Linked DNA regions of Homo sapiens: region 2 is linked to region 1. The links are chromatin loops, found by intact Hi-C in ENCODE. Cell type or tissue: HepG2. All regions are shown on one strand. Each heading gives the region's core, and the rest is flanking DNA. Links, peaks and the distances in the headings are about the cores only. Region 1 holds the start of PLAGL1 (PLAG1 like zinc finger 1). Region 2 has its middle 23 kb from the start of PHACTR2-AS1.

Region 1 (12,861 bases), core at 2,592-10,591:
GGTGGGTTAATACGCGGAGGGGCTGCGGGGGAGGACTTAGGGGACCAGGACCTCAGTGAGGCCCCAGAAAGCACCCGGGAGGGGCCTCCGATCCTGCCTGGGAGGGAGGGGTTAGAGGAGGATTCCTGGAAGAAGGAGGACCTAAGCTGGGTGTTTCTATTTTTGATTTTTATTGGTTTCCTAAAACATGAAAGTAACACATTTGATGAGAAAAAATATTCAAAATTACAGGAGTATATTCAGTAAAAGGTAGAAATCCCCATTCCGCCCTGAAAGTTGGATGCGGAGACTAACAGAAGTCGCATTATCAGCTGTCCCGATCTAGGAAATTTTTAGGACCCCACGTTTTTAAATACTTTTAAGAGTATGTCTGATACAGTCTGTAATACTAAAGCATCAAAATAATCATATTTTCCATAAGAGACGAAAGTGCAAACAGTTACTGTCTAGTCCCATTATTACTTGGAACAGACTTTTTCTTCTTTTCCTTGTTCTGTTTTTTTCCTGGCCCGTTGGCGAGGTTAGAGCGCCAGGTTGTAAGAATCGGGTCTGTGGACCTCATACCAGATAGGCGCGAACGCCTCTGGCAGCGGCGTCCAGGGGGTCCGGCGGCACTCGCGGTGGGGCTGCCTGGGTTGCGGGTGACGATCTGCGGGGTCCCGCACCCGGCCCCGCGGAGCCCGGACCCGCACGTAGGCGGCGCGGCAAAGGCACACCCTCCTCGCGGCCGCGAACCCAGCGCCGTCCTCGCAGCGCGGCAATGCACGGCCACCGCTGCCCCCAGCCCGCCCGCCGCAGCCGCGAGCACCCAAACACCTACCCTGCGGGGCGACGACCCCCGGAGCTCAGGCGAGGCCGCTCGGGCGTGCCACCTCCGCGGCCATGACGGCGACCCGGGGAAGCGCCCCGCGCGCCAAGGCCCCGCGCTGCTGAGCTGTGAGCACGGCTGCCCCGTCCGTCCGTCCGTCCAGCACCCGCCCGGAGAGTGAGGCCAGAGCACGCCCCAGCCGTGTCTAAATCAAGGCTCGGGGCGGTACCGACGGGCTGAATGACAAATGGCAGATGCCGTGGGCTTTGCCGCCCGCGGCAGCCAAGAGGATGGCTGCGCCGAGGAGGCCGCGCGCAGGCGGGGCTCGGGAGCCGGAACGGCGCGGCCGCGAGGAGGGCGCTGGGGCCCCTGGCGGGGGCGTCACGTGGCAGGAGGAGGCCCCGCCGGGGAGCTGGGGGTCGGCGGCCGAGGCGGGGGGAGCTGAGCGGCACCCACACGTCCTGCGGGCCGGGTCACCGGTGGGGGCAAAGCCAAGGTCGCCCAGGTACAGCGCTGGCGCAGGTAGACCCGAGCCGGCCTGGGGTCTGCAGCGGGGCCTGCTAGCCGAAGTCTCCGCCAGGATGGGCCGCCAGAGCCCAATCACACATGAGAAACGCGACAGATGCTGGGACGCTGCAATAGGCCAAACTAACTTACCTCCTGTGCCAGCAGCGCCCAAGTGCAGCTGCCCAAACGTGAGCACTGACCGTGAGCCAGGCACTGTCCTAAGCACTTTGCAGGTAAATACGTGTAATCCTCACAGCAACACTGGGAGAAATACCCGTCTCACAGCTGAAGAAACGAAGACGCAGAAAGGGTAGACAGAAGTAATTTTCTAATTACGGTATCACACTACGTCTGCTTCATATAATTTCAAATTTTTCATGTTACTGGAATTTAAGAAAAATAAACTGAAGGGAATCTCTATTGCTTTCTTCCCTAAAAGACGTGCTTTTTAAAAGGCCTATAAGCATTACGTAAAAAGATTAAGAGAGGTGTAAGGAGCTCACTACATGTTCGGGTTTAGAAAGTCTCATAGCTCTGAAAGATGAGGTTAATTAGCATCATACACCTCCACCTACCTTTAGGGGGTAACCCTGCCTCTCAATTTCCATTAGTTCTGTTACTTTCGGCTTCCTAGCAATGAGAACATTTGCAATTGCTCTGCAACTTTATTTTTCCAGATGTTGTCTTAATTCTATCTTTAAATGAATTTGATATTCACTGTAACTTATCTATCCCTGAATTTTTATTTTTATTTAGTTCTTGATGGACTTCCTTCATTTTCAAGTCATATTCCTAAGGAGGGTTTATAGAGTGCTGCCATGTTTGAGAAGATCTGGTGTTTTTCTCTATACATAAATAAAAAGTGAGTTGGGTAAATATTTTCAATTCACACCTTCCTTCAAAACCTAACAGAACAAGATGGCAATTGCTTTATTTATTTTTTTATTATACTTTAAGTTTTGGGATACATGTGCAGAACGGGCAGGTTTGTTACATAGGTATACACATGCCATGGTGGTTTGCTGCACTCATCAACCCGTCATCTACATTAGGCATTTCTCCTAATGCTATCCCTACCCCACTAGCCCCCCACTCCCCAACAGGCCCCAGTGTGTGATGTTCCCCTCCCTGAGTCCATGTGTTCTCATTGTTCAACTCCCACTTATGAATGAGAACATGCGGTGTTTAGTTTTCTGTTCCTGTGTTAGTTTGCTGAGAATGATGGTTTCCAGCTTCATCCATGTCCCTACAAAGGACATGAACTCATCCTTTTTTATGGCTGCATAGTATTCCATGGTGTATATGTGCCACATTTTCTTAATCCAGTCTATCACCAATGGCCATTTGGGTTGATTCCAAGTCTTTGCTATTGTGAATAGTGCTTCAATAAACATACGTGTGCATGTGTCTTTACAGTAGAATGATTTATAATTCTTTGGGTATATACCCAGTAATGAGATTGCTGGGTCAAATGGTATTTCTGGTTCTAGATCCTTGAGGAATTGCCACACTGTCTTCCACGATGGTTGAACCAATTTACACTCCCACCAACAGCGTAAAAGCGTTCCTATTTCTCCACATCCTCTCCAGCATCTGTTGTTTCCTGACTTTTTAATGATTATCATTCTAACTGGCATGAGATGTTACCTGATAAGCAACTTCAGCAAAGTCTCAGGATACAAAATCAATGTGCAAAAATCACAAGCATTCCTATACCCCAATAGTAGACAAATAAGAGAGCCAACACATGAGTGAACTCTGATTCACAATGGCGACAAAGAGAATAAAATACCTAGGAATACAACTTACAAGAGATGTGAAGGACCTCTTCAAGGAGAACTACAAACCACTGCTTAAGGAAATCAGAGAGGACACAAACAAATGGAAAAACATTCCATGCTCATGGATTGGAAGAATCAATTATCATGAAAATTGCCATACTGCCCAAAGTAATTTATAGATTCAATGCTATCCCCATCAAGCTACCATTGACTTTCTTCACAGAATTAGAAGAAACTACTTTAAATTTCATATGGAACCAAAAAAGAGCCCGTATAGCCAAGACAATCCTAAGCAAAAAGAACAAAGCTGGAGGCATTACACTACCTGACTTCAAACTACACTACAAGGCTACAGTAACCAAAACTGCATGGTACTGGTACCAAAACAGATATATGGACCAATGGAACAGAACAGAGTCCTCAGAAATAACACCACACATCTACAACCATCTGATCTGTGACAAACCTGACAAAAACAAGCAATAGGTAAAAGATTCCCTAGTTAATAAATGGTGTTGGGAAAAACTGGTTAGCCATATGCAGAAAACTGAAACTGGACCGCTTCGTTACACCTTATACAAAAATTAACTCAAGATGGACTAAAGACTTAAAACATCAGACCTAAAACCATAAAAAGCCTAGAAGAAAACCTAGGCAATACCATTCAGGACATAGGCATGGGCAGAGTTCATAACTAAAACACCAAAAGCAATGGCAACAAAAGCCAAAATTGACAATTGGGATCTAATTAAACTAAAGAGCTTCTGCACACCAAAAGAAACTATCATCAGACTGAACAGGCAACCTACAGAATGGGAGAAAATTTTTGCAATTATCCATCTGACAAAGGGCTAATATCCAGAATCTACAAAGCACTTAAACAAATTTATAAGAAAAAAACAACTCCATCAAAAAGTGGGCAAAGGATATGAACAGACACTTCTCAAAAGAAGACATTTATGTGGCCAACAAACATATGAAAAAAGCTCATCATTACTGGTCATTAGAGAAATGCTTCAAAGATTTCTGTGGAAAGATCTTAATCCCATGTAATTTTCCCCTTGGAGGTGGCTTGATTTTTCTGCTTGGATACCTGAAGAATTCTTTAACATTAATATACCCTTTAGTATTCTTATCTGGGCTATGCCTCTGTGTCAGTTATTCTAGATCAATTTTTCCCCCCAGCATACAGTATGATCTTCCAATTTATAGATTATGTTCTTTTCTAATGTCCCATGTATATTATATATCTGAATACGCTGCTTTTTCAGGGCTGAATGTTGTTTCTATCTACTTGTTCTGTGATCCAAGGTTTTTCGGACAAGGAGAGGTGGGGGAAAAGGGGATGTGTGGAATTCAGCTCAGACAGAGTATAAAGCTTGCTGGAGGAACTCAACCTTCACATCTGAGATTCCTTTAAGTCCTCTGGCAGCTGGACTTCAAGCTAGCCAAGGGAACATCCCATGCCTCAGAGTTTCAGTTCATTTGCTCAGTTCAGCACAGTATCCCAGAAAGTGGGAAACTTTCCTGCCTCTGGCAAGATCCAACAGTGGTATGCAAAGGTTCCTCAACATCTCACAGGTGTGCCCTGCCTTTCCACATTGGGGGACGTTTGTGAGAATTCTTAGGATTTGGTCTGATCATCTTTTTCCTCAACATGTCTTGCAGCGGTGGGTGGAGGGCTGGGCAGACATAGGTTCATCTGGAGACAAAGCACGCCTCCATAGAATCTTCTGTTCTCTTTGTTTTTGCTATCAATTCTCAAATTTTACATTATAAGGTTGTACTTTTTTCTTCTTTGGTTGCAGCATGTAAGTTTTTTGTTGCTTTCTTTCCTTTGGGTGATTTAGTGTTTTGTTTTGTTTTTGAGACAGAGTCTCGCTCTGTCACCCAAGCTGGAGTACAGTGGCATGATCTTGGCTCACCGCAACCTGCCTCCCGGGTTCAAGCAATTCTCCTGTCTCAGCCTCCTGAGTAGCTGGGATTATAGGCGTGCACCATCACAACCGGCTAATTTTTGTATTTTTAGTAGAGGCTGGTATGGGGGTGCTGGGTTGGGGGGAAGTTCGCCATGTTAGCCAGGCTGGTCTCAAACTCCTGACCTCAGGTGATCCGCCTGTCTCAGTCTCCCAAAGTGCTGGGATTACAGACGTGAGCCACCATGCCTGGATGATTTAGTATTTTAATTTTGATTTTTTTAGTGCTTCCTTGTGCCATCTTTATCCAGAAGTCAGTCAAGCAGTCTTTCTTTCTCACTGGTAATGAACTATATGAAATCCTTTTTTATCTTTAGGTTATTTCCACAGTGGTCTCTTTGAACATGACTATGTTGACCTGGTAGCTGTGACACACTCTTTTTCTCCTGAGCTTTCCCTCAATGACGCATGCTTTGGCATTACAGCATGCCCTAGCAAAGCTTCTGGAGCAGGGGTTGCAAACTCAAATCTCTACAAAGTTTAAAACAGTGAGGAACAATGGGACTGTGGTAAAGTGAAAAGGACATTCTTTGTGTAAGGGGCAGATGCTCAGCTCAGGCCAATGGCTGCCATGTTTGAACTCAGGGCAGGGTTGCCACATCTGCATAATTTTCAAGGGAAGTATGCTATCTAACATTTTAATATAAAATCTTCTAATTTTGGAAACACTGCAGAGGCCACATGAAGTATTTCTCCAGGTCAAACTGGACCCAAGGGTTGCCAGCGTGGTCACTGTAGTAGACAGAACCCCTCAGGACAAATTCCATAATCACACTTTTTCTCTAAGTATTTGGAGATTCCATTTTATTCTGCAGACTATTGAATGACTTCTTAACATTTCTTCAGCAAATGCAGAACAAGAAAATTCATGCTGACACATCTATAGGTTGATACAATGTGTCAGGACCCAACACTTTCAGGAACAGGTGTTACCAGGGGTAACAGCTATGATGGGGCTAAAATTAATACCACATGGGCAGACAATCATACAGATTATGCCCACATTAACAAAATAATGGAGGGGGAAAATGTTATTTTCAATTGATGCAAAAAGAGCATTTGACAACTACACCCCATCCTGAAAAAAATGACAACTAGGAATGGAATGGAACTTCCTTAGCCAGATAGTGGCTATATTTTATCCTATAGCTGCCATAACAAATTACCACAAACTGGTGGCATAAAACATGAAATTTATTTTCTGAGTCCGAAAGGCCAGAAGTCTGAAATCAAGATATCAGCAAAGGCCGCAGGCGCCATCTAGTGGCTCTAGTGGAGATTCCTTCCTCACAACTTCCAGCTTTTGGTGACCACTGCCATTCCCTGGCTTCCTCGGCTTCCTTGGCTTGCGGCCACAGCATGCCAATCTCTGCCTCCATCTTCACAACGCCTTCTCTGTGCGTGCCATGTGCTTTCTCCTGTGTGTATCTCTCTTATAGGGGTAGATGTCACTGTACTTAGGACTCACTGAAATAACTGAAGGTGGTCTCCTCATTTCAAGATCCGTAACTTAAGTCACATCTGCAAAGACCCTTTTATTCAACTCAGGTTACATTCTGAGATTCCAGAGATTAGGACACAAATATTTTCGAGGGTCATCAGTCAGTCCTCATGTCAAAGTTGACATGGGCAAAATCCATGTCAGCTTTGCTATAGAAATTGACAAGCTGATTCTAAACTTTATATGGAAATGAAAAGAACCTAGAAGAGAAAAAATAATCTTAAAAAGAAAAACAAAGTTGGAAGGCTTATGCTATCTGATTTTTACGCCTACTATAAGGCTAGACTAATCAAGACAATAGGGTAATGGCTGGGCATGGTGGCTCACACCTGTATCCCAGCAATTTGGGAGGCCGAGGCGGGCAGATCATTTGAGGTCAGGAGTTCAAGACCAGCTTGGCCAACATGGCAAAACCCCATCAATACTAAAAATGCAAAATTTGCCAGGCATAGTGGTGCACACCTGTAATCCCAGCTACTCAGGAGGCTAAGGCAGGAGAATTGCTTTAACCTTAAGGTGGAGGTTGCAGTGAGCCAAGATTGCACCACTGCACTCCAGCCTAGGCGACAGAGCAAGACTCTGTCTCAAAAAAATAAAAATAAAAAAAAGACAGTCGGGTACTGACATAAGGGTACCGACAGTAGGGTACTGACAAAAGACAGCAGGGTACTGACATAAGAAAAAACAATAGTGTATTGAGTCCAGAAATAGACCCACACATAAGATCTATTGGGTTTTGTTTGTTTGTTTGTTTGGAGACACAGTCTGGCTCTGTCGCCCAGGCTGGAGTACCGTGACATGATCTCGGCTCACTGCAGCCTCCACCTCCCAGTTTCAAGTGATTCTACTGCCTCAGCCTCCAGAATAGCTCGGACTACAGAGAGATGCCACGGCACCCAGCTAATTTTTGTATTTTTAGTAGAGACAGGGTTTTGCCACGTTGCCCAGGCTGGTCTCAAACTCCTAGACTCAAGTGATCTGAGCACCTCGGCCTCCCAAGGTGCTGAGATTACAGGTGTGAGCCACTGTCCCCAGCCTAGATCTATTGGTATTTTGACAGAGGTATAACATAATTCCATTGGAAAGAGATAAATGGTGTGGGAACTGGTTATCTATATAGAGAAAAAAATAAACTTCTACATGCATTTCACGCCATTCACAAAAAACGAATCAAGTGAAATCTCAGACCTAAATAAAAAGCAGGAACTATAAAACTTCTGGAATCACCTTGTTCAATACAGTACCCATAAGCCATGTATGGCTATGACGTAGCTAGTTCAAACTGAAATGTGCTACAAGTGTAAAATATACTCTGGCTTTCAAAGACTTGGGATTTTTTAAAAATGTAAAATATCCTATTAATTTTTATATTGATTACATGTTGAAATAATATTTTAGATATATTGCATATAATTCAAAGTAACTTAAACTATTTTTAAAACGTGGCTACTGGAACATTTTAAATTACCTATCTAGCTTACATGATATTTCTGTTTGACAACACTGTTTTAGAAGAAAACCTAGGGATAGGCAGAGACTGGCTGGACAGGACACAAGAAGCAATGACCCTAAAAGAATAAACTGGCAATTGGATTTTACTAAAATAAAACCTGATCTTTAAAAGAGACCATTAAGGAAAAAAATCTAAGCCACATGGGAAAAAGTCTTCACAATGCATATATCTGACATAGGACTTGCACTAAAATATTTGAAGAACCCAATAATACAATAAACAATACACTTCACTAAATAAGACATGTGAAGGGCCAAGAAGTCCAAGAATGACATTAAACATCATTTCCCCAATGATTAATGCAAATCAAAACTACAGTGAAATACCGCTACATACCCACTGGAAAGGCTAAAGTTGAAAAGACTGAAAATACCAAGGGTTGGTGACAATGTGGAAAAACTGGAACTCTCGCACATTGCTAGAAGAAATATAAAATGATACAGCCACTTTGGAAAACAGTTTGAAAGTTTCTTATAAAGTTAAACATACTCTTATTATATGACCCAGCAATCTCAGTCTTAGGTATTTTATCCAAGAGAAATGATAACATGTCTGTGGAAAGACTTAAATGCAAATATTCATATTCTCTCCAAACTGAAAACAACTCAAATATCAGTAATAAAATGGGCAAACTGCTGATACTGTCAACACAGATGAATCAAAACAACAACAACACTGTGCGGAGTCAAAGAAATCATATTGTATTAGTCAGGGTTCTCTAGAGGGACAGAACTAATAAGAGATATACATATGTGTATATATATATATACACACACATATACATATGAGTTTATTAAGTATTAACTTACATGATCACAAGGTCCCACAATAGGCTGTCTGCAAGCTGAGGAGAAAGGAGAGCCAGTCCGAGTCCCAAAACTGAAGAACTTGGAGTCTGATGTTAGAGGGCAGGAAGCATCCAGCATGGGAGAAAGATGTAGGCTGGGAGGCTAGGCCAGTCTCTCCTTTTCACATTTTTCTGCCTGCCTTACATTCGCTGGCACCTGACTAGATTATGCCCACCAGATTAAGGGTGGATCTGCCTTCCCCAGACCACTGACTCAAATATTAATCTCTTTTGGTAACACTCTCACAGACACACCTAGGATCAATACTTTGTATCTTTCAATCCAATCAAGGTGACAGTCAGTATTAACCATCATAATATGTAAACGACACATGGTCCCATTCATAGGAAATTTTAGAAACACAAAATTATAGTCTTTCTAAAGCAGATCAATAGTTTTCTACAGTGGAAGGAGGGGAGGTGTTGGAGAATTTTACAAGGTGATAGAAATGTTCTACCTCTTGGTTAGTAAGAAGATTGCATTGGGGCTATGTATTTGTCATACTGCACTGAATGATACACCTAAAATACATCCACTTGATTACATGCAAATCATACTTCAGTAAGTGTCATTAAATTATTTCCTTTCTTATTTGGATAGGATGAGGAGAAATCACATGAGATTGGTTTTATCTCTATTACCAGCAATTTGAATTAGAATTGACCTTCTGCTGTTTTTTTTGTTGTGAGCTTTTTCATTAGCACTCTCTTGTGCATTATCAGTCTGTTTTCTAACCTGTGAGGGTGTCAGTGGCAGAGGTGAAACCTGACCTAGAGCCTTCTCTTGGACTCCTAATCCAGTGTTCTTTTATAATAGTAAGCAGCCACAGAGAACAGCCTCATTATGGCATTTACAGTCCTTCAAACAGATTGTGCACCATAAAAACTCGAAAAAATCTTTTAGTGTGTTCAACTCAACAGATATTCAACAAATGCTTAGATTTAATTTTCTCTAATCACAATATAAATAACCCTTAAAAACCTGTATACATATGTAGTTTTTTTTTAAAGCGCATCGCTTCTGGCCAAACTACCTCTTGCTGGTCTTATTGCTGGCCATCCTCAAACTTCAAGTCTCTTCTCCTTTTTTTGAAACTGTAATCTTGGCTCAGAGGATTCCTGCCCCCTTCCCTCCTCTTGCCACTATTTGCAATGACTTCTCCATCTAGGTATCACTTCCCCAACAAGGGCTCCCATGATAACATCTTTGAAGTTTTCCCCAAGCAAAACTGACTAATGTCCATTTCTATCTTCAACTGACTGACATTTAGTCAACATAGAAGACTCACAAGGTGAAGTCTGGCACCTCTACTAAAATGTCCTACTTTACGTGATAAAGTTTTTCCATGTACTCATTATCGAGCCTGCTCAAGGGAGGACTTTGGCACCTGGGTGGTTAAATGCCTCTGCTAGTTGCCCCATCATCCTGGGCCAATTAGACAACCATGTGGGTGATTTATTCAATAGCCTAGTCTTAGAATTCCTTCACTTCCTCCTAATGGAAAACCTCCTCTCCATTTAAACAGTTCCCTGAATCCATGGCAAACCCGTAGACTTCAACAACCAGGATCTGCTCTCCCCTGGAAATCTTCAACTCCAAAATTCCCACCTCTGATCATAACTTCCTGCTCTTCCTGGTTTCTCACTCTCTCACTCACAGGATGTTTACTCTGACTGCAGTAAGACTCTCCAGTCTCCTTCACTGGATTCCCTCCTTGTTTCCACTCCTTCCCTAGCCAGCCTACACCACAAGGTTCAAGATTGTAATCATTTTCTCACCACTGTCCAGATCTTGACATCCTGTCCTTGCACCAAACCAAACTCCAAAGCTCCAGCCCCACTAATGAATGAGCACAGAAGGAATAATTTTAAAAAGTTACATTTTGTAGCCATCAGAGTAATAATGAATACATGAATTATCAATGGATGCTAAAACTACTTCGGGGAACATTGAAGAGGAATAGGATATTTATATAGTCTATATAGTCTCAAAAAAGTTAAAGAAAGAAATCCTATCATTTACAACAACATGCATGAGCCTGGAGGACATTATGTTAAGTGAAATAAGTCAGACACAAAGACAAACACAGCATGATCTTTCTTACCTGTAGAGTATAAAAAAGTGAAACTCATAGAAGTAGACAGAGAGTAGAATGCTGGTTACCAGGGGCTGGCGGGGGTGAGAGGATGGGGTAGCGGGTATTGGTCAAAGGACACAAAGTTTCAGTAAGGAGGAATAAGTTCAAGATTTCCAGTGTACACTATGGTGACTATCGTTAATATAATTTATTGTATACTTGAAAATTGCAGATTTTAGTAAGTATTCTTACCACAAAAAATAAGTATGTGACATCAGGGATTTGTTAATTAGCTTGATCTAGCCATTTGGCAAGGCATACAAATATAAAAACATGTTAGACACCATAAAATATATCATTTTTATTCATCAATTTAAAGAAAAATAATTTTTTTAAAAGTGATGTTCACTCTAACATCTAAATTCTCTCTGCAAGAACTTTAAAAAAAGTTAATATCACCAGTAATGCCACAAATTGACATGTACCTCCTAATGTGATATACTGATCAAGACACATCACATATGTAGTATTCCTGCCAAAGACGCACAAATTAAATCTTAATGATGGAATAATTAGATGAACCAAAGTCGAGGGACATTAATAAAGAGCGAGGCATAGTGGCTCATGCCTGTAATGCCAGCAACTTGGGAAGCTAAGGTGGGAGGATCACTTGAGCCCAGGAGATCAAGGCTGCACTGAGTTATGACCGCACCACTATACTCCAGCCTGGGGTACAGAGAAAGACCCTATATTTAAAACAACAACAACAACAACAAACTAGACTATGTTGCAAAAACATCAATGTTATAAAGACAAACGCTGAGATTCCAGATTAAATGAGATTACAACCACTAAACTGAATGCAATACTTCATTCTAAAGTGATCCCTGGATTTTTAAAAAATGCTATAAAGGCCAGGCACTGTGGCTCATGCCTGTAATCCCAGCACTTTGGGAGGCCAAGTGGGTGGATCACGAGGTCAGGAGTTCAAGATCAGCCTGGCCAACATGGTGAAACACCGTCTCTACTAAAAATACAAAAATTGGCCAGGCATGGTGGTGGGCGCCTGTAATCCCAGCTACCCAGGAGGCTGAGGCAGGATAGTTGCTCAAACCTGGGAGGCGGAGGTTGCAATGAGCCGATATGGCGCCACTGCACTCCAGCCTGGGTGAGAGAGGGAGACTCTCTTGAGGAAAAAAAAATGCTATAAAGACATTGAACAATTGGATAAACTTGAACATGGGCTCAACATTGAATAATAATATTGTACTAATGTTAAATTTCCTGAGTGTAATAATAGTCCTGTGGTTATGTAGGAGAATGTCATTGTTCCTAGGAGACAAATGCTGATGTAGTTAAACAATCATAAATCTAGTTTAACCTCAATCGGTTCAGCAAAATAAGTAGGCATTCTATATTACTGAATCTAAGTGGGGGGGTAGGGGAGCACATTGTACTGTTCTTCCAGCTTTTTGTTTTGAAAAATTTCAAAACCACAAAAAAGTTACTTAAAAAAAAAAAAAGGAAAACCCTCCAGCTCAGATTCAGCCATCTGATTATGATGTTCCTTTATTCAAGCTGGTAGGAACTGCTGGAACAACTCCCACAAATGTAGAAATGCATAGCTCCCAACCAAGGTATGCCTAATATTGACCAGAAATCCAGCTGAATATTTGTGTCCCCCTGCAAATTAGTATATTGAAATCATAATCCCCAATGTGATTGTATTTGAAGATGGGGTCTTTGGGAGGTAATTAGGTCATGAAGATAGAGCCCTCATGATGGGATTAGTACCCTTACACCAGAGAGCTCACTTCCTCCTTCTCTCCCTCTCTCCACTCTGTGAGGAA
Region 2 (12,861 bases), core at 2,717-10,716, 420 kb before region 1:
TCTTATTTTTCTACGAAACCATCACACTTTACTTTTTGGCAATGAAAGATGATACCAACATTCAAGTAACATTTACAGAGTATCTATGTGAAATCATATAGATAAATCCACAAATTATTTTTGTCCATGGAATCAAAGGCTGATATGAGATAAATTATTGATGCAGAGCAGGCAAGTCCCAAAGTGGAGCTTAGCCCACAAGGGTTCTTGGCTTTGCCCAGGAAAGAACTTAAAGGCAACCCCAAGGCAGAAGAGAACAGCGTTATTGAAGAGGCAGTGTTTCAGCTCCGTGACTGCTGCTGCAGAGCAGGCTACCCAGTAGGCAAAGTGGCAGCCCAGGGCAGTTTTGCAGTCATATTTATACCCAGTTTTAATTGCATGAAGATTAAAAGGCGGTTTATGCAGAAATTTCTAGGGAAGAGATAAGAACTCCAGGGTCATTGGGTCACTGCCATGAAAAGGGGCGGTAACTCCCAGGTGTTGCCATGGTACTGGTAAACTGACATGGCACCCTGGTGGGAGTGTCTAATTGAAAACTGCTTCTGCCCTGCCCTATTTTAACTAGTCCTCAATCTGGTCCAGTGTTCGAGCCCCAGCCTTTGAAGTCGAGTCCCGCCTCCTACCTCATTATGTTGTCCAAAGTTTTATATTAATAAAGACAATCTGATGTTGTTTCTAACTTACCTCTCAGTAACATGAAATGGTTTGTGGCAGTGAACTATAATGGATTAATTGTGTCGAAAGCCTGTTAGCTCCTCATATAAGATTAGATTAACCCTTTTCCTGTTTAGAAAAAAAAGGTACAGCTCACTACCAGTGTTCATTTAATTTTACATAAACACGCTCTTTGAGGCTGAAGCAAGTTTCCTGATTTTCAGTGTGAAAATAGAACATAAAAACTTCTTGGATTTATTTCTAAACAGAACTAACATCAGAATCATCTGAATCATCAGAATAATCTATTTCGGAAAAATTAGATTCATCAAATGAATCTTCGGCCAACAACTGTTCAAGAACGATGTTAACATCAGGCATAGACATAGGAATGCTACGTTTTCTAGGATTTGACATTTTCAGCGATCAAGAATTACTATATTTTGTAAATGAAAATACCACTACTAAAAACAGAATGTTGTAAATAGAATAATGTCTTTTATTTCCAAAGTCAACATACTAGAGCGATACAATAATAATAATAAAAGCAAGATATTTGGTGGCAAAGTTATCTTGGAGCAAACACTGCAGCCGCAAGCACTGCCAGTGAGTATTCTTGGGGCAAGTGGAATGATTAAGTCCAGAGTTTGTTGAGAAAAAAGGTGAGATAGTTTTTTGTGGTCATATTCAAAAAATGAATGAGATATTTAAAGGTAAGAGTTTTCTATTTTGAAATTGAGACTCACTACTTTTTCATCCATCCCATGGGAACTCTACCTGAAGGGTTATTGAAAGTAAAATATTGGCCGGGCGCAGTGGCTCATACCTGTAATCCCAGCACTTTGGGAGGCTGAGGCGGGCGGATCACCTGTGGTCAGGAGTTAGAGACCAGCCTGACCAACATGGAGAAACCCCGTCTCTACTAAAAATACAAAATTAGCCAGGCGTGATGGCACATGCCTGTAATCCCAGCTACTCAGGAGGCTGAGGCAAAAGAATTGCTTGAGTTCGGGAAGCAGTGGTTGCAGTGAGCTGAGATCGTGCCATTGCCCTCCAGCCTGGCAACAAGAGTGAAACTCTGTCTCTAAAATAAAATAAAATAAAATAAAATAAAATAAAATAAAATACTAGTCTAATGCTCAGCACAAATTCTAAATATTACTGGCAGTGAAAGATCTTCTAAAGCCTTTTTATACTTAAGATCATTGATCTTATACAAGTAGATAGAATTACAGGATCCCAATTTAAAAGGGTTCTGGCATTGACAAATATGGAAAGATTTTCCCTAGCTATAAGGTGGTACTTAGTAACTCCAGTATGTTGTCAATAGAAATATAAGTGTCTACAAGTACTAAACATTATGATGTTGGAGAAACAAACCTCATTGGCCTGGTCATTCAATAATCTTCAAATTTTTGAGAACATTTCATTTTTAGAAAATGGAACCCTTTTTTCCCCAAATTTTACGGAAGCCCAACTGATCAAAGTAGAGCCGCTTTGATGAAAAGATCTGAACATTCTCAAAGGTATGAGTGGCTCTCCAGAGTAACCTCTGAGACACCACCAGAGTGTCACTAGGGTCTTGCAGAGCAGAGTTTGAAAACCAGATGTCCCAAATGTCAGTCCTCAGAGTAAGGCTTTCTCAGAATCTACCCAAAGAAAGCAGGAAGAATGTAATAAAGATAAATGTAAGAGTTCATGAAATAGAAAACAAATATATGAGGATCAACGAAACTAAAAGTCAGTTCTATGAAAAGACTGATGAAAATGACACACCTGGGAATATCCATGAGAGAGAAGAAAGCACAAAAAACAGTATTAGAAATAAAAAGGAACAAGCCTGTAGAAGTTGCAGAAATTAAAAGGTAGCAAGAAGATATTATAAACAATTTGATATCTATGAATTTGAAAACAGATGAAATGTATATGTTCCTAAAAAATGTAGCTTACTGAAACTGGCTTATGACAAAATAAAAAATTAAAAAGACCTATAACTATTAGCTAATTTGAATCAATGATCAAAATGCTTCATAAGACTCTGAAGATTTTATGAGTTCAATTCAACCTTCAAGGAACAAATCACTCTCATCGTATGAGTTTGCTAGAGCTGCCACAACAAAATGCCACAGATTGGGTGGCTTAAATAACAGAAATTTATTTTCTCACAGCTCTGGAGGCTGGAAGTCCAAGATCAAGGTGTTAGCAGGTATGGTCTCTTCCTAGGTATCTCTCCTTGGCTTGCAGATGGCTGCTGACATGGTTTCGATTTGTGTCCCACCCAAATCTCATGTCCAGTTGTAATCTCCAGTGTTGGAGGAGGGGTCTGGTGGGAGGTGATTGGATCATGGGGGTGGATTTCCCCCTTGCTGTTGTCATGATAGTGAATGACTTCTCACGATATCTGGTTGTTTAAAAGTGTGGGGCACCTCACCCTTTGCTCTCTTCCTCCTGCTCCAGCCATGTAAGACGTGCCTGCTTCCTCTTTGCCTTTTGCCATGATTCCAAGTTTCCTGAGGCCTCCCCAGTCATGCTTCCTGTACAGCCTGTGGAACCATGAGCCAAGGAAACCTTTTTTCTTTATTAATTACTCAGTCTCAGGTAGTTCTTGCAATGCGAGAACAGACTGATACAACTGCCGTCTTGTATCCTCAGGTGGTCTTTTCTCTGTGTGTTCACTTCCGGTGTCTCTGTGTCCAAATTTCCTCTTCTTATACAAACACCAGCCAGATTGAAGTGGGGCTCACTCTAACAGCTTCATTTTAATACCATCATCTCTTTTAAAGGCCCTATCTCCAAATACAGTCACATTTCAAGGTCCTGGAAGCCAGGGCTTCAACATATAAATTTAGGGGAGGGGACACAATTCAGTCCATTGCACTAATCTTATGCAAACTATTTCATATTATAGAAGATGACGATACACATCCCAGCTCATTCTAGAACCAGGCAAGGATAATAGGAGAAGGGAAAATGGCAGACTAGTCTCAATTATCAAAGTAGATGGCAAATTCCTAAACAAAACGTAACCTAACCCAGCAATGTGTCTAAAAATATAATGATCATGCCCAGGTTGAATTTATTACAGAATATTATAGTCACGAAAACTCTGTGCTCAGCAATTAAAACTCATGGTAGCAGAGTTTAAAATTCGTTAGTTTACTGGTTCTTAGTGATAAAAGAAAATTTTACTTACTTAAAAATAAATTTGATTTACATAAGAGTGGAATTTTAGGTAGCCTTATGTTCATTAAAATCTGTCTTTTTATAAAATGGATTTTTAGTTTGGTATTTTCCCCGTATTTGGTCTTCCAGTCAGTAAAACTTTTCATGTGCTGCAGATGACTTTTAGGAACTCACCACCATGAAGATGGAGGACCCACATTCATAAAAACATCACAGTGTTTCATGCAAGGCCTAATGAGCTTCTGGAATTGTTCAGAGGAGAATGCCAGTCTGTGACTTCAAATGTGCTTTTGCAGAAAATGTCTGTCAGCCTGTGGTTGCTTAAGTCTGTTATTTTAAGACACTCATCAAGAGGAACATAGCATTTCACCTCCTCCATGCTGTTTACATGACTTAATGTAAGATCAGTGTTAGAAAGCTAATTACAGCATCCTAGATTGAACAGTAATTAGGCATTTGCAATCACAAGTGGGTGCTATTGAAAAAGAGAAAGGAAGAAAACACCAAATGAACACCATTCAGTGCAATTTTTAGGTTTAAATATCACTCCAGGAGTTCAATGGCTTTCTTTCTATCTCTCTATGTACAGGAACACGCTGTCTTAGATGTTATATCTGAAGATCTAAGAAAGAAAAAGCCTTATGTCTTAATAGCTGAATTTCTGTGCTAAGGAAGTTCAGGCCTCTAGACCCTTCCCTTGAAGGGTCTATTATGATACCTTCCTGTGGATGGTTAATTTTGCCCTGTTGTGTGGCCTCAGCCCATTCCCTATCCCAATGACAATCTTGCCAGCACATGCTGCGTGTCACTAGATGGACTGGCCGAGACCAAAAATGAAGCAGAACAAATCCATACCCACTACCATGAAAACTCGACGTGTATATCCTACCAACAGTCGGCCAAGTAGAATTGTACTTGTATAAAAATACAGCATTTCTTATGATAATTTTATGTAAGTATTTGAGACAATATTTTGAAATATTAACAGGTTTTTTTTCTGTAATTCTTTGTGCCTTGTGATGCTTCCTTTTGCCCCATCAGCCAAGACATTCCACGTTCATTTGCTTGGGAATACGTGACAGAGCTGAAGGCAGAGAACAATGAAGTCAGCTCCTGACTTTTGAATTTCAAAAGTGTAGGCCAGGCATAAGATAAAAGGTGGGAAGAATTCTTTAGAGATAAGCATGGAGGTGGGCCATTCCAGGGTACATTTAGGACACTCTGGAATGACCCTGCATCAAGCATGTTGAGAAAGAAAGAGAAACTTCCTGTTTTTTTCTAGGTGTTCCAGGTAGGTGGCCAAGGAGAGTGTCATCAAGTTCCCTGTTCCACAGCTTGTTACAGGAGCAGAGAAAGAGCATATGAGACCAGGAGGGACTAAGGTGGTCCTTTCCCAGCCAGGGGTTATGTGTTTCCAAGAGCAGCATGAACACAGCCCAGAGAGGCCGCAGACCTGAGGCTGCTGTGAGTTCAGGAAGGAGGCATGACACAACAGTGACCTCCATGAACCTCTTGCCTAGGGCTGTGAAGGCCAAATGGAATTGAGGACATCTCAGAGAATTCCAGTGGCGATAGATGACGATCCCAATGCTGCACTGACATGTGGGCATAAGGGGCCTCCCTGCTCTGGGCGCCACCTTGGCCTCCTCCAATTATCCATCTCTCCCAGGGTAGGGAATGTGGAGCCACCTGGAACCCAGACATCCTTTCCTATGCCATGTTTTGGTTACTTTGGGCCCTAGAATTCCTGGCTCAAACAGGGAATTTGTCCACTTCCAGGTTTTCCTGGGCCACTTCCCTAGATCTATTTTTAGGAGATTGAAGGCAGATTGTACTTCTGGTCTTCCTAGACCCGAGGGTTAGCCTGGGCATGGCTGTTTGTGGGTTGTGTTGACAGAAGTGCATTTGTGGATATGAGAGGTGCATGCAGACTCTGACACAATGGGACAGACCTGGTGGTGCTCTGAGGAGTGGGTGCTTCAGGCCAGGAGCCAACTCTCTCAGTGCCACCATGTTCCAGATCATTATGAAGGTGTATTGGTTAAGGCTGGAGGATAGAACATATGGTAACTAATAGTTCGTTAGCTTGATTTACAGCTTTTAAATATTTAGGCATATGGGATGGGGGCTTCCATTTGTGTACTTGCCCCAGTCCCTACAAATGTAATGGGCAGGCTTGGATAACACCAATGGTAAGATGAACCATCCTCTCCATCCAGATCCCCTGCATGTTTACTATTGTTTAGTAAGTTTTCTAGAGCTTTACCCAATTTCAGGAAAAGGTAAGCCTAAGAAGAGGTAGGGAACCCCAATTAACTGAGATTTTTCCATCCAAAGCCTTGGATGGAAATCCTAATTCCAAGATGTCCCAGTCACACTAGGACTTGTACTCCAGGGGGCGCTATTCACATCGACTAATACTCTATAGGGGCCATTCCCTTGATTTGGTCACTCATCCTCTTTCCGGTCGTTTGTTTATGCTCTTTCCATTAACCTAGTAATGTCCTTCCCTCTGTCTGTCCATCTCATCGATAAAGCCATGCGTATATGAAGCATAAATGAATTTCCTACTTAGACTTGGGTTCCATCCCCAGTTCATTCCATATTCATTGTCTACATTACACAAATTAGCTATTGTTAAGAATCCCAACCTTGGGCTGGGCACGGTGGCTCAAGCCTGTAATCCCAGCACTTTGGGAGGCCAAGGCGAGCAGATTACTTGAGCCTAGGAGTTTGAGACCCAGGCTGCAAAATGGCGAAACCCTGTCTCTACAAAAAATAAAAAAAAATAGCCGGACATGGTGACACACATCCCAGCTACTTGTGAGGGTGAGGTGGGAGGATCGCTTGAGCCTGGGAAGTCGATACTATTGTAAGCTGAGATCATGCCACTGCACCTGCACTCCGGCCTGGGTGACAGAGCAAGACCCTGCCTCAAAAAAAAAAAAAAAAAAAAAAAAGGAACCCCCATGAGATTATCTATTTGAGAGGAAAAATTCCATTTCACATCTAAACTCATTGAACAGGTATTTATTGAACATCCACTAGGCATCAGGTTGTGTGGTTGTGTATTAGATGCTGGGAATTCAAAGCAAATTATGGCCCTGTCCTCATAGGAAGTCCTGTGGGGGCTGCAGAGCAGTGGCCAGACAGTTGCTATGCCATATGGTAAGTGGGTAAGTGTTAGGGTGATGGAAGGTCAGGATCTCAAGGAGGAAACACAGGGGGTGTCTAACTGGTCTCGGTAGGCCAGAGAATACTTTCTAGAAAAAAGGTATCTCAGTTGAAACTGGAAGGATGTTTATTGGAGATTATTGGCATATCTTCATTTCTGCTTCAAATAGTTACAGAAGAGACTCTTAGTTCAGCAGTAACAGCACAGCAAGTTTATTTTGGGGTTAAAGATACATATTCTTTTCATATCTTGAATGGGTATTAATTCATTCAAAAGCCAAATGATAGAAACTTTGGTTAAGCAATTTAAGTAAAACCTAATTTTATCTATAGAAGTCCTATAGAAGTTCTTCATAATTTTGTTTATATTCAGAGGTAGAAGATCTGTAAATGTAGATCACTGAAATGTTTATAAGATGATTCCTACATTATCTGATTAAAGTATTGATTCATTTAAATATTGAATGCCCACGAGGAGCTTATAGGGAAATAGTGAATGTGTTAGGCCCTGTACTGGACACCTTCCTCTATGTTATCTCACTTCAAAAACACAAACGTGACATTCAAGTTCTATGATAATAGCAACCATTTCTCCATGCTCTTGTATTTGACAATATTCTAATGCATACTTTTTCTCTGCTGTCCCTACTGTGGATGTAAGGCTGTAAACTAGCCCTAGTTTTTTAAAAGAATATTCCAGTTGTCTGTTTTTATCCATGTTGCAGATCGAGCATCCCTAATCTGAAAATCTGAAATGTGAAATGCTCCAAAATCTGAAACTTTTTGAGAACCAATATGAAATAGTGATACCATTGTTTTCTGATGGTTCAATATATACAAACTTTGTTTCCTGCACAAAACTATTAAAAGATGTTGAATAAAATTACCATCAGGCTACATGTATAAGGTGTATATGAAACATAAATGAATTTTCTGTTTAGACTTGGGTCCCATCCCCAAAAGATCTCATTATGTCTGGTCCCAAACATTTTGAATAAGGGACAGTCGACCTGTACTATGAATGAAAACCATTGACATTGCATGTGTATTATCCCCCCACCACACTATGATGTCTCAGAGCAGGGTCTTGTTGACTGTTGAGTCCCTACTGCTCTGCCCAATGCCTGGCTTATGCCAGCACTCAGTGAGTGTCAGTGGAATGAATTTGTTCAAGAAAATAGTGTGTTTGAGAGCTGTTCACCTGAAAAACCATTAAAGGCTAATTATTTGTGTTGAGAACCAATGTAAGTATCCTGGTGGAATATGGAAACAATCCACGATGATTGGTGGAGATTCAGCCCCACTCCTTCTCTACTGAATGAAAACTGGGTATTGCTGCTACTGGAGGGGAAGTGAAGTAAGGAATGCCCCTGATTTGATTATGGTCCAGGGAGCAAGCCCAGGCTTCTGCCTCAGTGCTGGCCTTGGCCTATACCTAGCCAGCCGCACATGGGCTTCCTCTAGAGTTTGCCGTCCATGGATCTGGAACCAACAGCCTGAGCTACAGAGACTGGGCTGGAGCTGCTACCAAGTGCTTGGCCCTGTTTTGCTCTCATTAACCAGGTCAGAATTGCTGGCTGCCGTTGCTGTCAGGTGGGGTGAGTCAGGTCTGTGGGGATGTTTGACATCATAGGCGCCCTCTTATTCTAATCAGCTTGTTTTAGCAGAGCTCCTTTGTATAAACACATCAGCTGAAGGAAGCTCTGAAATGAAGACTGTTACATAATGATTTTATGAATAACATACAGCTTCCTAAAATCAGTCTTTTTCTGTTAGATCTTCAAACCAGGTTTTAGAAGCAAGACAATTTTAGATTCTCATAGTAAGAACAAATTTAGACACCTTCATAAGGTGTGACGCATTTGATGCAAAATATAGATGGACGAGGAATGATGTTGCTTATTAAAAAGTTCAATTAGAGGATGGGCACTAAAATATATATGAACTAAGTTAAGTATGTCAAATGACACACTAAAGGCTAATTAGGTAAAGGGAGAAGTGTACATGACAGGTTTCTGATTTTCTAGCTTTTTAACAGTAAAGGTAACTTTATTTCCAGCATTCGACCAAAATGCAGGGATTTGGGCCACATTTACTTGGCTCCGGGGGAGTTTTTCAATCCTGTTGAAGCACAGCAGGCAAGGCCTGGGTCATGAGAATTCTATGGTGCTGACTGCATTTGGAGCTTAATTATTTAAATGTTTCCAGACTCAAATGACTGATGAGCTAACATATTTTTAATTCAGACTTTCACAGAGCAAGCTATAAGGTGTGTCTTGAGAAACTGATGCTCACTTGAAGTTCCATGCCATGTATTTTATTTCAATAGCCACATTTTAGATGACAAATTTAAAATTGTATCCAAATTTCAAGGGAACAGAGTCCTACATTAGTTCCAGTACCCAGCCCTCTTTCGTGAAGAGGACTAGAGGTGGTTTTGTTGTTGTTTTTAAAGAGAGAAAAAAGTGCTGTTAGAATAAAAATAAAGAATGTTACCAGAATGTTCTACTTAATTTAGCTTTCCAAAGATAAACACACTGGTGAATCATTACATGCTGATGGTGCTATTTAAACATTAATCCTTTAACCTTTTCCTTCTCCCTTCCTGTCTACTGAGTTGGGTGGGTTATAGGTAGCGTCACTTAGGGAAAAGTTTGTTCCTTTTTAGTTTTTCTATGGTTCAAACTATTTCTCGTATAAGCACTATCTACTGGAGACTCTTAAAATAGTACTTTAAAGAATAAAAGAACACTTGAGAATGATTCAGTTGGCGGAGATTCTATAAATTTAGATAATTTACTAATCATTATGCTTATTAAGTAATTTAACTATCTCAAATGAATTACAGATATTTTATAGCACTATCCACATGTTAATTGAATCTTGATCCTCAGGCCTGCAAAACTGGCCATGAAAAATACTTTTGTTGTCCCCAGCAAGCCAGATCTGTGAGTCCCTTTATTCCTCTAGGTCTTCATTTGGTGTCTTTTTAGCGTATGTTCTGTTTTCCAAGTTGGGAGCGGCTAACTAAGCGGGTCGTCCTTTCTCAGAAGGTTTATTTCTTGGTGGTGATCTTGTTATTGAGGCTCACATTTACCTGAACTGCATTAAGAGAGAGACACTCTTACTTATATTTGTATCCCCAGATTGTTAGCAGAATATCAGTAATAAATGCTTAACAGCCAGTGTTTTTGAGTGGATAATATAATAGGTTTTCGACAAGTGAATGTTTTTGAAAACACCAAAACTCTGTGTAAGAATCACAGCCATCAGGCCGGGCACTGTGGCTCATGCCTGTAATCCCAGCATTATGGGATGCCAAGGTGGGAGGATCACATGAGCCTAGTAGTTTGAGATCAGCCTGGGCAACATAGTGAGACCCCATTTTACTAAAAATAAAAAAGTTAGCTGGCTGTGGTGGTATGTGACAGTAGTCCCAGCTACTTGGGAGGCTAAGGCAGGAGGATCGCTTAAGCCCAGGAGTTTGAGGTTGCAGTGAACTGTGATCGTGCCACAGCATTCCAGCTTGAGTGACAGAGTGAGACCTCATCTCAAAAAAAATAAAAATAAAAATAAAAAGAATCATGGCGTCCAACTCTGGGGCTGTTGCTAGGGCTCTGCAGCCCTTGCTGAAAGTCCTGTGAACTTACTTGCTGGCCAGCAGCCCCATCTGCCTTCTGCCTGTGTCTTGCAACAGCCCTATTGCTGCCAGCACAGCCCTCCTGCCTCCTTCCCTCCTGCGTTTCTGCTCCCAGTATGCACATCAAGGTCACATTCTTCTGCTCTATACTCTGGATCTTTCTACACTTGGCATGTATTTTCCCCTCTGTGTTCTCACGCTCCACACTGTGGAAGAACACATTCTCTTGGGAAAACCCATTGTAGGGAGGGACAGGAATGACTTCCAGGAAGATAGTTGCTCAACCTAGCCTCCAAGAAATGAAAGACATACCATTCGTGAGCTGCTTGCTGTCCCTCCCTTGAAGGAATATTGAGGTGGTCTAGGGTATCTCAGTGGTTTTGCTTTTTTGCCTTGAGCAGTTGTACGGAAACATAATACTGGCTTCCAGGTGAGTAGTAAAGACCTCATGCATTTTCATTAAATGTGATTTCTTTTATTCAAGGTGAATATCATCCTCTACCCACAGACCATCCTAAAAATAAAGTGAAATCCCTACTCTCTACAACCCACATGCCAAATGTGAGCAAACATGTTTGGAATAAGGTGTATTACATATGTCATCTTTGCAGAGTTCAGTTGTAATTTGTCCTGGACTCTTGGATTCCTCTTCTGCTGTCTGTTTTTCCTGATGGGAGCCAGTGATAAAAGGATTAAGGAGATCTGATTCCCCCTTCAAACAATACATGGTTCCATTTGTGTTCTAGCATAGAGGTTTTTAAAGTCTTTATTCAGCATTGACCTAAACACTTCTTCCTTTAAGCCACTGAACATGCTGGACCCAGGCTTTGGAATGCCATATAGAGCTAGATTATTGGAAATCCTCCAGGTCCATTATATTGACATTCTTTTTTATAATTTCGCTACCATTTTATCCTGAGAAATTCTCTTTCATTACCTGCTCAAAGCCCATTGCTGGTGCCCTTCCTGATGCTCCTCCTACCACCTGCCATATTTTCTACCTGTTACTCAGCACGCAAGACTTCAGGTGCACCTACGGAAGTAGCGGTGGGGGCTTTGGCTGTTTCTGAGCCTGTTCCTGGGGAGAGGCAACTTTAGTTAAGGTGACTTGATGCATGTAGTTTGTTAAGACAGTGATGATATAGTAGGTCGAAGAATGCCCCCCGCGCCCCCAAAAAAGAACCATATCTTAACCCCTTAAACCTGTGAATATGTTACTTTACATGGCAAAAGGGACTTTGCAGATGTGAAGACGTTAAGGATGTTGACTTAATGATCCTGGGCGAAATGATCCTACATTATTTGGCTGGGCTCAGTGTAATCACAGGATTCCTTATAAGAGGGACAAGAAGGTTAAAAGAGGAGAAGGCAATGTGACAATGAAGACAAATTTTGGAGCAATGAGGCTGTAACCAAAGAATGCAACTGAGCCTAGGAGGTGGAAGAGACCAAGCCAGAGCCTCCAGAGGAATGCAGCCCTTCAGAACACCTTGATTTGAGCCCTACAAGATAAGACTAATTTTGGATTTCTGACCCAGAACCATCAGAGTAAATTTTGGCTGTTTTAAGCCACTAAATTGGTGGTAATTTGTTACAGTAGCAACAGGAAACTAATACTGATGAAAAGATAATAGGAAAGGAAAGTAAAAGCAGAAGTGTGGGCCAGGGAGGGATCGCAGTCATCTGATGGCAAAGCACTTCTCTAAGAACAACCACATGGCTTCCCCTTCCTGGCCTATGTCCCTGTGGATATGTTAGAACCTGGTTAACCTTGACTGTTATCCAGTGCCTTTCCTGGCTTTGTCCTTCGTATCAGATGCAGATGTTTTATCTCCTTTTTTTATGGCTCCCAGGAACTTTCTATGACCCCCTTAGAGGAATCACTAGACCTCATGTCTCAAAGACTAGCTAAGTGTTTGCTGTGGTCCTAACAAGTCCACCTAGAGCCATTTAAATGGCTGGCATTGATGCTTTCTGTTATCTGTTCCAGGTTTAGTGGCGTGAATAGTAAACATAGTAGATTAGTCCTTTGTAATTAAATTTAGATAGCATCTCACCCCTGACTCTTTTAGAACAATGATGGCAGTGGGAGGAGTCAGAGAGGTCAGTCCCCAGTTAAATCAGTCAGGCATTTATTGATGACCCTCTGGGTACTCAGCGCTTTGCTCTAGGTGTCCTAAGCTGATCTGAAAAATTGGGGTCACCTCCAA

What was found. Hi-C counts contacts between places; a loop is a spot of excess contacts. Peaks named below come from ENCODE experiments on the same cell type or tissue, not always from the same donor. Only the 100,000 strongest peaks of a DNase experiment are listed, where the experiment ranks them.
Region 2: a loop joins it to region 1, with 6 times the contacts of the local background. A loop is called at or near these places in 5 of 110 quality-filtered maps.

The regions. Positions count from the first base shown.
Region 1 is chr6:144,007,270-144,020,130 of GRCh38, forward strand. It overlaps PLAGL1 (PLAG1 like zinc finger 1), which reads right to left and starts at 990. Exons shown (of 8, transcript NM_001317162.2): 1 at 821-990. HYMAI (hydatidiform mole associated and imprinted) reads right to left here and starts at 990. Exons shown (of 1, transcript NR_002768.3): 1 at 1-990. RefSeq lists silencers at 419-601, 797-986, 1,177-1,226. In HepG2, for the core only: a CTCF peak has its summit at 6,328 (motif pointing left); a DNase peak (open chromatin) is centred at 6,332.
Region 2 is chr6:143,586,274-143,599,134 of GRCh38, forward strand. It overlaps a transcript of PHACTR2 not described here. Among named protein-coding and RNA genes, the nearest start is that of PHACTR2-AS1, 23 kb to the left of the region's middle. In HepG2, for the core only: a CTCF peak has its summit at 6,225 (motif pointing right); no DNase peak of the experiment used is centred there.